2 separate regions of the Mus musculus genome follow, and region 2 is linked to region 1. The links are chromatin loops, found by intact Hi-C in ENCODE. Cell type or tissue: left cerebral cortex. All regions are shown on one strand.

Evidence for each region. Hi-C counts contacts between places; a loop is a spot of excess contacts. Peaks named below come from ENCODE experiments on the same cell type or tissue, not always from the same donor. Only the 100,000 strongest peaks of a DNase experiment are listed, where the experiment ranks them.
Region 2: it touches region 1 in a loop (4-fold over the local background); 2 of 42 quality-filtered maps call a loop at or near these places.

The regions. Positions count from the first base shown.
Region 1 is chr2:68,977,698-68,985,697 of GRCm38, reverse strand. The region is part of intron 3 of Cers6 (ceramide synthase 6); the gene reads right to left. Among named protein-coding and RNA genes, the nearest start is that of Gm52515, 13 kb to the right of the region's middle. In left cerebral cortex, no CTCF peak of the experiment used is centred here; DNase peaks (open chromatin) are centred at 2,097, 3,770, 4,170 and 6,702; H3K27ac peaks cover 542 bases.
Region 2 is chr2:68,857,370-68,865,369 of GRCm38, reverse strand. Cers6 (ceramide synthase 6) reads right to left here and starts at 3,929. Exons shown (of 10, transcript NM_172856.4): 1 at 3,565-3,929. The coding sequence starts at 3,734. In left cerebral cortex, a CTCF peak has its summit at 3,921; DNase peaks (open chromatin) are centred at 3,114, 3,508, 3,940, 4,236 and 1 more place; H3K4me3 peaks cover 2,792 bases; H3K27ac peaks cover 1,510 bases.

The DNA.
Region 1 (8,000 bases):
GTCTTCCATGTCCAGGAGGGCATGAGAATGAAGGGAAATGAGAGGCAGGCTTGTGTGGCTAGGAAATGAGAGAGAAGCACCAGTGTACCTCTGAGTATTTCTCTTCGTCTCAAACAAGCAGCCTGGTTCTCATTTTTCCATTTTTCTACACAGTGACTTCTCACCCAATTTGCTCAGTCTTGCAGAGTCCCTGTTTCCCTACATGTTGAAAAGGAGAAGGGAAGTAGAAAGAAATACGCAGAGAAGGAGGAAGTCTCTCTAATTCCTGATTCTGTACCAGAGAGGTGCTGTGATTTGGAATTTAATAGTGCTTACAAAGAAGCCTTGGAAATTACAGCGCTTTACAAATGTCAAGTGCCTCTGTTACAACCTGCACACTTCAATCTCCGTGACCTCTTCAGGCCCGGGTTTCTCTTGTTTCTGAGGCAGCAAAGAATCTCAAGGGAAGTAGATTATCATGACCAGGTCCCAGTGAAAGTCTTCTCCACACATCTCCTCTCCCCAAGCCTAATGGATTCTCCCCACAAAAGATCCAGCTTGTGTATAACTGTTCAATGTCATGAGTGTGGCACTTAATATAACTTTACAGGGAAATTAAAGGCTATTGCTCTATTGGGGAACATAAGATTGATAAGAATCTTGCAGAGATGGTCATGAGTTCTTTCTTTAGTGGCTGAGAAATTAAGAGCTGTGTTTTTCATTGATCCTATAGCTGTATTGTCTGTGATTCTCAGAATGCCACAGATTATCTATATAGTTTACAGATATAAAGGGGCATCATCAGCCCATTAAAATTCCCCATTCTTTTTAATAAACCACTTGACTTTGCCAGGTTTCAGCTACAAAAGGAATGAATTTCGGATGAGAAAAAAAAAAGTACATTTCTAGTACAGATGGAGGGAGAAAAAAGAAGACCCTTTGTTAATCACTATACTATGAGTAGCTGGGGGTTTCTTTCTTCCTTTCCAAAAGGAAGAGTTTGTCATGCACTCAAGTTCTTACACAGTCTCTTATTGACAATGTTCTCTCTTGGGTGCTTTATTTTTGAACAAAGAAGTATTCTCTTAATGAAGCCACTTGACCTCCTCAATCAATGTTAGTTTGTGATGCTTAGAAAGGTCAGCTGATGCCATCAGCTCTTTTAAGAAAGCAGAGGCATTTAACAAAAAAGCAAACAAAAGGCTTGACTATTCTAGCATCATGACCGTGTAACTGTTCATATCAGACATGATTACAAACAGCCTCTTAAGATCTCTTTTAGTAAGGAATGCAGTAAGGGAGAGTTTTAGAGATTGCCAGTATACATCTATTGGAAGAAACAAAAATAAAATGCACTAAAGAGGTAAAGGATGGCTGGGCACGGGATAAACTTTAGAGCAGTGCTTCTCCATCTGTGGGTCATGACCCCTTTGGGGGTTGGAAGATACTTTCACAGGGGTCACCTAAGATCCTCAGAAAACACAGATATTTGCATTATGATTTATAACACTAGCAAAATGACAGTTAGGAAGTAGCAACAAAACAATTTTATGGTTGGGCATCAGCACAACATGAGGAACTGTGTTAAAGGATCACAGGAATTAGGAAGGATTAGGGAGGTTGAGAACCACTGAGTTAGAGGAACAACTTCAAAAGTAGATGCCAAACACAACTGCAATGGGGGTAAAAAGAACAAAGTCTGCTGGTTTCTTCTGGATGTTATGAAGTGACTCCACTGCAGTCAAAGACAGACGCCAATGAGGAATGTGAACATGTTACTTCGTGGCAGTAAATGAGTAAGCATTCCTATATAAGCCTTCAATTAATGTAATTAACACACAATTGATATTGTTTCATCTTCTAAAGTGGGCACATAAGGGCTGGGGATGTAGTTCAGTTGGTAGAGTGCTTGCCTAAAAAGCAGAAGGCCCTGGGCTCAATCCTTAGCACTGCATAAACCAGCCAGGATGATGCAAGCCTACGATCCCAGCCCTCAGGAAGTAAAGCAGGAGGCTAATTTCAAAATCATAGTCAACGACAAAGCAAGTTTGAAGCCAATCTGGGTTACATGCAACCTTGTCTCCAGAACTCCCAAGGGCTGGTCCCAGAATGTCTTTATATAGGAAGGCATCCTGTCACCTGGCTTTGGTATGTGGCAGTTGAGAAAGTCTAAGCTTAGTTAGCAATGGTATGAAAGTGAGTCAGAGATATGTCAGACATTGCCTCAGTGCTCAACCACTAGAATTCCAGAATTAGGAAGGAGACGAGAAAAACCTTGCATTCCCAAGGGACCAAGACATCTACTTAGTACTTTTGCTATGATAAAAGAATCTCACACTCATGTTTTCTTCAGAGCAAACAGATGATTATACTAACTTCATAACCCATGTTTTCAATTTAAAATTGTGTGGGCTAACAAAGGAGCAGGGCCCTAAAACAGTATTTCCGTGCTTGCAGGCAAGGAACCGAGCCTTTGGAGTATTTGAGCAGTCTCTCTTGTAACACCATTTTCCCTCCAAAGCTGTTCTGCCAGGCTATCCTTTCATAGTCACGTGAACAGAACATTCTGGAAATAGGTCAGGAAGTCAAGTTTAAAAAAAAAAAAAAGACCCATGACAACAGACTGCTTCCACTTAACCTATTCTATACCCTCTAAGGGGAGAGACTCATGAGTCCCCCACAGGCCTCCCTGAGGGACTACAGGAAGTGAATGGTCACTGGGGGAGAATTTGTCACTTTCTTCAGTGGTGTGGCTTCTGATGAATTGTTCATGCTTGGGGAAGTAACTTGCTACCCATGCTCACAGTGGGTTCTACATACAAAAGCAACATGGTAGTAAAAGACAGACCCTTTGGGAAAAAGAATGGTTCCAGTGGGAGGGAGAATGGGGGAGAGAGGGAAATGGGAGGAAGGTGAAAGGGCTAAAATTCATTATACACACATAGGAGACTATCAACAAATACGAAAAGGTAAACATCTTTTAAAAGAAACAACGCAATCATTCGAAGGCAAATAGTGTTGGCATTTGTATCTTAATGAGCAGCTGATTGACATTAATGTTTCCCAAAGTGTCTCAGCGCTCAGCCTAGTGCTGGTCTAAAGTTTCCCTAGCAGGAACCACATGAGAAGAAAGTGTGGGCCATAACCCAAACTAACACAAAAGCCCCTCTCTATACCCTGCACATACTCTCCCAAGTATCTCAGACTCTGCCCGTCAGGAGCAGGGCAGGGAATTACCAAAGCATTGCATGCAAACCATCAGCTGCTCGTCTCTCCTGGGATGCTGTTCCTGGTGTGAGCCCAAGCTCGGGTTCTGCAAACCTCCCTAAAAGCAAGGTGGAATGGCTTGCTAGTGACAGAGCTTCCCTCTCTACAGGACAGGGCATTAAGCTCCAGCAAAGGTAGCAGTCATTTGCATCCATCAGCTTCACTAAACCTAAGAGTCAGCTGCACTTGCATCCCCAGAGCCCCCAGACAGCACGAGGCAGCTCTCTAGGTCTCATCGGAAGGCGATACATTCCTTAGGCCCACTGTCAATCAGTCCACAAAATCTCATGCAATTTACAGAGCGTAGCAGCTTAGCTGGCGAAAAGACAAACATTTCAATGTGTAAAACGAAGGAAGAGAAATTGTAAATAGTGGGTAGTAGCTAAAATAAACAGCGCTTGTTAGGAGACCTACGAGAGTTCAGAGAGGAACTTTTGAAGAAATCCACATGAGAAGAAATAGCAGCGTAACCATGGTGATACCAGGACATGGGTTGAGCTTTGAAGCTGGGATATAGGACTGACATAAAGAAGAAAAGGAGAACAGTGGAGTTGAGAAGCTGAAGCAGAAACAGGCAGGGGAATGCAGAAGAGCGCAGGGGCCCGTCCACATTGCACTGTGAGGTTAGAGACCAGAGAGCACATGAATCTAGACTTGGGGTAGCTGTTGGGAGTGTGAAGGACATCAGATCATTGGAGGACCAGAATGGTGTGTGGGTAGGAAAGGGTTAAACAGGAAATACACAGAGGATATAAATGCTTATTATGATGTCTCAGTTTTCCACATGAGAACACTAGCATGCTCCCTCCTCCACTGTATTTCCAGGAGGTAGCATTTTGTCACAAAATGATAAACAGAACCACAACTCCATGCCACATTCTACGGCACACGGCTTTCATCCATGTTCCACTCTGAGTGTGTACTGTTCTCTCTGTCTTGTGAAAAAGCAACACTGTGAGTCAGACATGCGAAGTGCCTTGCCTGGGCTCACAGAGGAACTGAGTGATGGCGTCCGGATCTACACTCTGGTCTCTATGCTTCAGTGTGAGGTCTGAGAACATAAGCTTCACGGAGACGGAACACACTCTCTGTTCACTGCAGCGCCCACAGGAAGAAGACAGGCCTGGCGCAGAACAGACTATAGGCTCTTTTTAAATGAATGAATGAATGAATGAATGAATCTTATTATTCATCTTGTCGTCCTACCTAGTACTAGTTGATGAATGACTCACCAAATACCTCAAGCAAGCATCGAATGATTTACATAAGATGTTTAACAATAAAAGATTCAGGAAATCTTTATAAATACTACCTTAAAATAACTTTTCTAAGTACAATGGCAGTGTATGAACAAAGCATCCTTTTTCATTCTTAAGGGGGACTATTCAGGATGTTATGTGTAGCTAAAATGAAAGAATCATACACTAACATAAGCCCAGGGGCATGGGATCTTACAGGATTTTAAAGAGTTCTGAAGTAAAATAAAAATAGCACAGAGCAGTAGCGGGTGAGCATGATGAAGAGACATCTCTTCATCGAACGTGCTTGGAGTCTTACCGATCCAAGCACTTGCTGCCAAACAGACTAACACCGGGCTGAGGGTAATGACGGAGGCTACGGCAGAGGATTAGATAGGAATTCAATGATCCAGTGGATATTCTGAGCAAAATTTTGAATACATGCACACACACACACATATAATCAGTGTAGAAAAAATTTTATGAGGTTCTAAATGAAAATTTTGGAGAAAATATTCTATAAAGTTTTATATATGGTATCCTTTTATAAGATTATAATTTTTATTTTCATCTAAAAGGCTTATAATCTACTTCGGAGGTTGATATTCTTCACATGTGAGGAAAATGGGAGCATACTCCCAATGAAAAAAAATTTTTCTTTTCAAATGATAAAGGACTTGTAAAGCTCAGAGAAGAAGTTCAGTTAATTTAGTAGTGATTGACTAAATAAAAATGCTTTCTGCATATCATGTCTGTTTTTAACTTTTAAAACACAGGATTGTTGACAAACGGACAGGAAAAAAAAAGTTGTGCTGTCATGTCTTGCTTATTTGCATAAACATACGGAAGAAACACATTTCTGTCACCCTCTGTTGTCCTTTGACTCTTCTGTAGCTTTTATTCTTCTATTAGCTTTAATACCTTACTTCTTCATCCTCGCACTGAATAGACAAGCCTGAACTTCACTCAGTGGGGCTTGTAAGAACACGATTGGATGATGAAAGGAGAGAGTACAAGGGAATAGATGCCTCAGGTGATAAATGCTCACCTCCTACCCTTGAGTTCGCTCTGCAGAACTCAGAAAACAACGGCTGGACATGGTGGTATGCAGTTAACACACTAGAGCTAGGCAGATCCCTGGAGCTAACTGGGCTGCCCACCCAGTCTCCTTGGTGAGTTCTAGGCCAATGAGAGATGCTGTTTTAAAAACAGGGGGCAGTGGGTAACCTTACATGGCTGCTATGATCTTTGAGGTGAGGGAGTATCTTGGATATTCTTGGTGGGCCCAATATAATCACAGGGGTCACTGAAGAGAAGGCAGGAAGGCCAGAAAGTTGGAGTCAGGAGAGGAGAGGGGAGGGGGGGAGGAGGGAGAGGGGAGGGGGAGGGGAGGGAGAGGGGAGGGGGAAGAGGAGGGGGAGGGGGAAGGGAGGGGAGGGGAGAGGAGAGGAGAAATAGACCCAAAGGTTTTAGAGAGGAGAGGAGAAATAGACCCAAAGGTTTTAGACATCTCAGTAGTTGCCTAAATGTGGGCCTTAGCAGAAGAGTATCAATAAAGCCCCAGTACAGGGGAACGCCAGGGCCAAAAAGGGGGAGTGGGTGGGTAGGGGAGGGGGGGTGGGTGGGTATGGGGGACTTTTGGTATAGCATTGGAAATGTAAATGAGCTATATACCTAATAAAAAATGGAAAAAAAAGAAAACAATGATTAAAAAAAAAAAAAAAAAAACAAGGAGTGCTGGCAGCCTATAGCAGCTAGAACCCTCTGGCCACAGAAGCAGTGTAACCCACGGACACCCTGAGCTTATCCCAGTGAAAGCAGACCTTCTGGCTTTCAGAACAATAAGATAATAGATAGGGATTGACTTACACTACTCTCTCTTCATTTGCTAAAGCCTCAATAGGAACAAGTACACATGATACCCCAAGTTTCCTGAAGCTGTTCAAGAAACACATTTTTGTCATAATACCCTTCTACTCCTAGTAGCACAAAGCTAAGGAGCATCTACTCCACTCTGCTTTAAAAAAAAAAAAAAAGAAGGGGTCATGAACAAAGAACTCTAGCATGCCTGAAATGCCTCCACCCTACTGTAGCCAACATTTCACCTGCAACGTTTCTGCAGACACCAGCCTCAAACCACACTTTCATGCTGCACGCTGCAATCAGGCTGACCGTGAAGTGTCACGCCATCAAATCCTGCTCCCACGCTCTACCACAAACACTGCATCCTGATTAAGCTTCTGTTACAAGATTCAGAGCTCTACGCAGCTTGGTCGGCTTTCTAACCAGTTCTCTCTTCCCCATGTCTGAACTCCACCCAACAACAGGCTTTCTCACACTGTCCTGATGGAGGGCCTCTCTGCCCTCTGTGCTCTGACCTCGGCAGTAATATACTCCCTACCTATGTTCCGCATTCTGCTGGTGAGAACATTTCTTTCCTGGCCTATCTGAAGTGACACTTCCTCCACCACATCCCCCTCGTACTAACACTGTTCGTTTGAGGGCCATGGCCTTTGTAAAGCTAGAACCCAATAAAATACTCAGTGGTAACTTAGGACATCGATTTTATTCTCGTATCTTCCCCCTCCTGAATCGAAACTTACCAGAACTGCCATATATTTTGTGACACCTAGTTTAAGGCCGTCAAGAACTGGTAGCTTTCCTTTTGTAAGTTTTAATACCTTAATCTTGATATTTTCTCATCGGATACCCTTCTTTCAACATTTAAATCCCAGCCTTAGGGCCTCTGTGTGCAGAACCTGTTTGTTCATAAAGTATGTTTATTTCTCCACCCACGGCAGCCTTGTCTAAAAGCTCCAGGGGACTGCCACTCCTTTGTTGTAACTTTCATCATTCACGCATTCCAAACTTGCAAAAGGTCTCTAGAATCTGCTCTCATCCATCTTTGTAACGATGAAATTAAACCAGGGGACGCCGTTTCCAGGGAAAGCAAATCTTTGACTGAGGACACTTTAATAGCTTGTAGTTAAAATGATACTATTTAAGCGTCAGCTGGGAAAGGTCTACTGTGGAAACCACATTTTTCTCAATGAATGTTTTGGCAAATTAATAACACTGCCCATGAGGTGTGATAACTGCCGGTTTCACGGGCCTTCACCAGAGCCCACCAAGGGTAAGATGCTTGCACGACTGTATGGCTAAACTCTCATGTTAAGAGGTGGCCACTAGCATGCAGCAGCCACGTCCAGAAAGCAGCAAGAGGCATCCAGGGGGGAGCGTGGATGATCAGGATCATCACTCGATCATGATCGCTCCTCATGGTTATACACGTCCCTTGTTTGGGGATAAGTTTCTCAGATTCTCTAAGTCTTGATTTCCATGCCTCGAACACGAGGACCAAGTGAGGCATTATGAAAATTAGAAACAAAAAAATTAATGGATATAGGAAGCTTAATCTAGCATCCACTACTAACACGAAACTTTCAAATACAGTCAAGCAGAGTATATGCACTGAGACTCCAGAACTGTGGTAAAAATGGTAGAATCTTACACCGA
Region 2 (8,000 bases), 120 kb after region 1:
TACCCCACAAATAAACCTTTAGTCGGTTCATGCAGAGAAAATAAAAATAAGAAAGTTTTGATGGCGTAAGTGACAACACCTAAAGAATATCTCTCAATGGTCATTTGGTTTTGAGGAATAAACATACCTCCGGCAGGATCTGCTCCAAGCTTGCAATGCATGCTCACTAGAACTTGACTATTCTGATCATGGTCAGAACTGTCTGCATCTCTCTTAAATCCATCAAGAAGAAAATACAGTAAAGTTGCCTTTCATAAGTATAATTCCCACAAGTTTTATCTCCAATCAGAAACTCAACCAAACTTTAATTTCTCATGTACGAGACATTTTTTTAAAAAGTGAAGTTGGAAGAAGCCTTTGTTACGATTCCCAGGGACAGTCTGAAGAATAGGAACAAGTGTTAAATCAAGACATGGAGTAAATGATAATTCTTCACTATCAAGTTTTTTTTTTTCTGTCATCAAGTCACCAACATAATATAATGGGAGACACTATAATTTTCATTCTTTTGATTTGTTTTGTTTTGTTCTGTTTTGGTTTTTTGAGACAGGGTTTCTCTGTATAGCCCTAGCTATCCTGGAACTTGCTCTGTAGAACAGGTTGGCCTAAAACTCAAGAGATTTCACCTGAATCTGCCTCCCCAGTGCTGGGATTAAAGGCATGAAGAGATGCTATCTGTTTGTTTTTCAACAGTTTTTCTCTGCTAATCAGACAGTAAGTACACTGGCTCATGCCACTTCTCTCCAGGGCTAAGGGTTGTATAAGGCTGCTACTAACAGCCCGGGAGGTCTGGGTGTTTCACAGGCTCAAGTCAGTGACCTTAGACTGCTCTATTTTTAATCAGCCATGCTGGGACACCATATTGTTCTCCATATGTTGTTGCAAAATGACATGTTCTAGCCACTGCTGCCTTCTCTGTCACACCCCAACAGTGGCAGGAAAAAAAAAAAGAAAAGAAAAGATAGAACTAGTCAATTAATAAGACCCGATTCATCTATTGATAAGACCCGACTCAGTCAGTTCATTAGTGGTTTCCTGTATGAAGAGAAATAAATGTGTTATACTCAAGACACACTCAAGTATGTAATTCTGCAAAAACATTACTGACTTTTCTTAATGGGAGATAAAGATCTTGGATAATCAAAGATCTCCTAGTATGCTCTCAAGTTTGAAGTAAATGATAATCAAAGCACAGACTCTTGGAGGAGGTGTCTCTATTACAAAAGCACTCAGTTTATGATGGGATTCTTTAGTGTTAGCCAATACAGAACACTACAAAGAAACAAACTCCACATGCATCATGTCAAAAGGATACCTAGCATAAGCTGTATCTTTGACAACAATCCAGTCTGGCTCAGCTATAGACACTGGCAAGATGCACACCATAGGTTGAATAGCAGAGTGTGTACTTTGAGTTTGATAAAAACCCAAAAATGTAGAGCCTCTCACTCCAGATGTAATTACTCTCTGACTTTTAGAGACCTGGGTCTGAATGGTTAAAGTTACATCTGTCAGGACCATAGAAGGAAGAAACAAAGTAGTTACCCTCCACAAAGTCAGCGGCATCCCGCACACGGGGAACAAAGAGTCATTACTCACTTCCTAGACAGTCCATTAAATGTCATCTACTCTCATCGATGGCCTCTCACACACACACACACACACACACACACACACACACACACACGGGTCGTCACTACTGGTAGTTGAAGACTGCTTGCTGATCCTTTTGTATAAATTCTTAAAGTCATTAGATTATGCTAGGAAGAAAAATATTTCTGAGAAAAAGAAAACTGAACCTTCAGTCTGATATTACATCAGTGGAATGTGTGCGCGCGTGTAAGACAAAGAAAGCCAAGCACAAACCAAGCTATCTTCAATATTTTCCAACCTACTGAAGAGCCCAGAAGCAGACCGAGAGAGAATTCTGAGGAAATGTAGCATTCACATATGGTTCATGAGCTGCCTTGATTTTTGTTCTACAAAATTGACAACTAGATATTTCCTTTAAAGTGGGTACCCAAAAGTGAATCCAGACAGATTTCATTGGGTGTCATCCAGCAACTATGTATGGAGCCCCCCCCCCCCAAACTGTGCCTGCACAGGCAACAGCCTGCTATTATCCCTAAAAGTCAGCTTGTCTTTGCAGAAATGGCAAGGTTAGACTCGAGTTCCTATTTTCTGTAGGTAAATACTTGCAGCCTTCAAACACACCAGCTTTGTCACAGTGAGACTAGGCGCTGGATCAATGACATATCCGCACTGGAATCCAATCCTTTTAAAATAGAGGCTGTCCCTTTGTGCGAGTCAATTTCAGCATGGCAACAGCTGACTTACTTCATAATCAACAACACTGCCCATTGAAAACTACACCTTCCTTAGCACAAAACATACTTTTTTAGTTCCCAGGAAGCTTAGCTGCTATTTCAGGCAACAAAAGACACAAAAGATACATTCTGACATTCTCAATAATGGATTTAGGCAAACCAACAGTAAACAAGATAGCAGCAGCCTGAGCAACAGCCAAGGTGAGCTGGAGGCAGGGAAGGGAGGTTAGAGTAGAAATGGATATTTGTGATCTAAGAAATCAGCCTTCGCTGATGAATGGAGGTGGGAGGAGGAAAGAGGAAGGCGATTTTTTTTTCAGTTAAAAGAAAGAAGTGTGCGGTGCTGATTTTGTTTCACGAGTAAGTGTTGAATGCACAGCAGGCAAGATCTAGTTCTGTGACTTAAGGCTGACTCAGTGAGAGTAGCACAAGTTTGTGTGCAGTTACAATGGCGAGATCTAACCAAATCGAGGACTCATACCAAAAATTATGAGACAATTCTTTTAACGTTTCAAGTGTCTTCCGGTACCAGCAAGACGCTTATGATTAGTCACGGGGTCCTACTATCGATTCAAATGACTATTTCGAGGGGCACCGGTCCTGTTCTGCCCTCTTTTAAAGAAACCAGTAGCGATCCGGAGTGCTGTCGTCACCTATTTCCCAGGACCCAGGGCCTAAAACTCCGTGTCACGGATGGAAGCCAGGGAGCAAGCTAAAGCCAAAGGTCCGAGCAAATTCTTCTGCAGCGCGGCCCGCGTGCGTGCAAGAGTGGAAGGGCTGGAAGTGTGTGCGCTCCTCCTCCCTCCGGGCCGCGCGTCCCCATCGTTCCAGGCTGTCAGGTGGGTGGCGGCGAGCCTCGGAGGAGAAGCCCAATCTGGAAGCGCCTAGTGCCGGCTCGGAGGGAGCCGGCCGAGCCCTCGGCGCAGCGGTTCCCCGCGGCCAGCCTCCGCTCACCTTTGTTCGCCGACCCTCTCTAGGAGGAGGAAGCCGGGAAAGGAGGAGCGCGGGCGGTGACCAAGCGCCCTGCCGCCCCTTCGTGGCGCCCCGGAGGAAATCCGCGGTCGAGTTGGACCCTCTCTAGCTCCCTAGAAGTCAGCCTGGCCGAGGGATCGGGACCCCACAGAGAACACAAAGGTTGGGAGGTGTGAGCCCAAGCGCGGGGGCGTGCGCCACGGAGCAGGCGAGTGTGCACGCGTGTGCGTGTGTGCGGGAGAGCAGGCACTTCGGCCCTTCTTACCTCTCGAAGATGAGCCGCACCATGAAGATGCAGAAGGCCAAGGGGAAGGCAAGGTAGAGGTCCTCCGCCTGCGGAAAGGTGGCTTCCTCCGTGTTCTTCAGGTCTGCCCAGGTGACATTGTGCGGAAGCCAAAACCGCTCGTTCCAGAACCAGGCTAAGATCCCTGCCATCTTGCTTTGTCCACTCCGGTGTCGCTGCTCCCGCGCTCCTCCGAGCTCTCTGCAGCTCAGGGCACTGGGGATGCGCGCTGGGTTGGCCGGGAGCCTTTGCCGCTGCCGCTCCGCCTGCCGCCGCCTCCTCTGTGGCCGCTGCACTCTCAGGCTCCGCGATCCGCTCCACTCCTCCCTCTGGCCGCGCTGGGAAAAGGGCCGCCTCGCCTGTCACGTGGCAGCCTGGCCGCACGCCCTGATTGGCTAGTGTTCCCGTCAAGCACCGAGGCACACGCGGCCGGCTCGCCCACGCCCTGGGAGCTGCGGGCCGCGCTCTGGCTCTGGACCCGCACCTGGAGCGCGTCCCGCACCTCTGTCCCAGCCCCAAGTTGGGTCGCACCTGGTTAGAACGCCAGCTCCTGCCCCACTGGAGTGTCTGCGCTCTTGTCCTCTTCCTGAGCGCAGGGAGGCGAAAAGGAGCCTGGCAGGGGCCGAGCTTCCAGAGAGAGCCCTGCGCTGAAAAAGAACCCCAGAAGAAGAAGTAGGGGGCGCAAAGGCGAAGGAGGAAGGAGTGGGAGGGGAAGGATCATCCTCTCCAGTGCTAAAAGAAAATCAGGAACTGGGGCTGGATGATTTGGCAAGAGACTTCTGCCTCCGACCCGCACCTCACCCCCCTCCTTGACCTTCCTGGCACGTTTTACACTACTGCTTCCCCTTGAGCTGGGTCCCCCAAGGAACAAGGCTCCTAATTTTGATTTATGAAGTAGCACAAGAAATTAGGCATTTATGATTGATTAATGAATTGCTTGATGATGGTGTCTAATGGTGATAGCAGCTAGTAACGGCAGCATTATGGGGAACTGCGCCAGTAACCTCTGAAAATACTGTGGGAACCACATTTTGACTTGGTAGATAATGGGGGCAGGAGTATTTATTCCTCCTCTCCCTGCCTTTAAACCAAACTCTCAAGGCCTCCTGATTCTCACCTCCTGTTCTTTATTGAACTTCCATTCATGCCTTCCCCACCCAATGAAGTCACTCAAGGTCAGCTGTGATTGCAAAGGTCAGTTCCTGCCTTAATTCAGGCTGTTTGTTTTGACATATGGCTCAATCAATGAAAATGCGTTCCTCATACTTGCAGAGGCAAAGTCCAAAGCCAAAGTTCTAGGCAATCTAAGGGGTGGCAAAGACACCCTTCCTGGACTCTTCCTGACAGGTGATTGTCTTCGCAGAGAATTTCTTGTTGCAGAGACAGAGAGACTGCACCCGTGTGTCATCTGACTAGGGCTCCAACCAAGGTTTCATCCTCATAAGTTAATTACATCCCAAGATTTCATTCTCATAAACTAATTACATCCCAAGGGCTTAGCCTCCAAATGCCAGTGCACTGAATTTGGGGAGAACACATTCAGTCCCTAGCAGTTCTCTTTGGATGGTCGATGACTACTCTCTCCTCCAGACCTGTCCTTCCTGTGGTCACGGCTCAGTCCAAAAGGAAGCAGCCACTTTCCTCTTGCTTGCATACTTCCTTTCTAACATCACAAATTCATCCAAGTCATTTTATAAACCATTACCTTACACCCTCCACTACCTGTTTGGCTACCAGCTGATCTAAACTGCCGTACCATTTCACATCTGAGCAGTCCCCATCACCACTCAAACCCCAGTTCTGCCTGTGTCCCATTACTGTCCTCTCTTGGCCATAGTGCTCAGGTTGAAATGTTTGTCCCACAATTCCAGTACTTAAACCTGCTTTAGCTCTGTTCTCCCCCAAGCAGAAGTCAAAGCCATTATGTCTTAAGACATTTGGTTCCTTATTATCTCTCTGATCTCGTGTGTTCTCTTCCCTCGGGGCTCCCTGCTCTTTACAAAACATACCTACCGTACCCACACAGTCTTTGTGTGTGTGTTTTCCTCTGTCCTTGAAACATCGTTCCTAAAATATCCTTTTTCTCTTCCCTTCATTTTACTCTGGATAGGGCCTTCCCTTTATCATTCAAGTTAATGTACAATTATTCCTCCCCAAAGCCATCACCACCATTAACACAACATACACCATTATTGGCACTTTGTCTCTAAAATGTAAGCCTCAAAAACTTTAAAAATATATATATACACATATATGTGTATGTATGTGTATATATACATGTATATGTGTATGTGTGTATATATGTGTGTAAATATATGTATATATACATATATACATATATATACATACACACACACATACACACACACACACACACACACGCATATATATATCAGCCAAGTGTGATCAGCACACGCCTTTAATCCCAGCACTCAGGAGGCAGGCAGATGAGTGTGTTTGAGGCCAGCCTGGTCTATAGATCAATGAGTTCCGGCTCAGCCAGATCTGCACAGAGAAACCCTGTCCTAAAAACAAAAACACAAAACAAAACTAAACAACAAAACAAACCAAAGAAACCCATATGTGTGTGTAGGGGATATAGATATATATATTTCATATATGTGGTATATATATACAACCATATCTATTTTATTAAACAGTGTAGCTTCAAATGTTAAAGAGCATTGCCTAGTACATAGTTAACAGGTTGAAAGTTTTGTCACACAATTCCAGTTTTTAAACCTGCTTCATCCCTGTTCTTCTGTACCTGGTACATAAACTGTTGACTTAATGAGTCAACATTACTCCTAAAATCATCGTCCCCAAAAGGAAACACTCTAGGTGGAGAGACCATTTGAGTAACTAAGTTCAGTGTCCCATGTTAGGTTCTTGGGAAGCACAAAGTTCATTTCTGGGTAGCAGAAAGGAGATGTCATGGACATGAATCTTCTTTGGAGAGGAGAGGTCACCGTCCCCAGGTCAGAACATGGGTAAGCAGCTTTGTAACTTGCCCCTTTTCCTGTTTCTCTGAAACTGCATTTCTACAGAGGAGAAAGCGATAAGAGGACAAAAGGCAAGGCTTCTCCCTCACCTGGCACCATTCTCGCTTTAGGGATACAGTAGGATTTAAAGAATATTATAGAAGATGGATTTTTGTCAGGCCATTCTAGAAGGAGGATTTACGACCTGTCAGAATCTTGGATAAGTTGTTTGGGTTCTAAAGGCATGCATGTGTCCTCCTGGGTGTGGTGCCTAAGGATGGCACCTGTCTTACCTCACTATCCTGAAGCTAGCAGGAGATTAGATATGGAAAAGAGCCTGTGGAAATTCTTCCCCTCCATGCCCACAAATTGGAAAGCACACACCTCGTTTGCACGTCCACCATATCTGTCTGGAGCAGTGGCTCCATCATACCACCCCTTACCCAAATAATTAGTGTGAAAATACAAGGGAACGAGCCATCATTTCTTATCTGACCATGTTAATCCACGGCTAGGCTCAGATAGTAGTGAAGGTCCTTCTTCAGATAATAGAGGTTTGGTCAGCAGCTTATTTTGTAAACACTTGGATTCAAGGATTTTTAAACTCAGAGAATACCGCCCCCCATACTTCATTGTAAAGCTGGGAAAAGTAAGAGCTAGTTTGCTACAGAAAGCATAAGTCAGACCCAAAGAGTTATGTAAAAATCAAAGACACAGAGAGCTCCGCCTGCTTTTAGCTTCAGGCCATACGTGGTTCATGAGTGCTATTTGCCTTCTCATCTTGAAATTCCAAGAATCAGTTTAACTTTGTGGGAGCTTTCCCTATCTGGTTATATTATTGTTACTTTAATTAGGACTCCAAGAGTCCTGATGTCCAAGGCATTACTCTGAGAGCACATATCAAGCTCTTAGACTCAAAGGACAGTTTGTCACAGGAGAGACAGCCATTTCCAAGGATGCCAGCTCACACCTGCACAATAAGGACTTCTACTTGTTGCTGTAGGGAAGCAAACAAGTGTATCGCTCAATGAGAGAATGAATGGCTGATAAGCAGAAGCAACAAGAAAAAGAAAAGCTAGAAAAAGTAACCTTTGTTGAGGGACATGAGTATACATTGTCTGCACTACAGTTGGGAAACAGCCCTGTAATCTGAATATGAAGGAGAATATGAGAATACACTTGGTTTTCCAGGCAACCGGAAACCATCAATAAAGTTAAGTCAGTTTTTCATCTTTGGGTGCACCTCCACACCTTAGTTCCACTTACATTAGAGTTCACATACAAGGGATTTCTATGTCTTGGGAGCAAGAGAACAGCCAGAAGTTTCCATGATCTTCTGCTATGAATTTGTGTGTCACAAGACTGTAATACTTATTCTATAAACACATGCACGCACACACACACACACACACACACACACTAACACACACACAGATC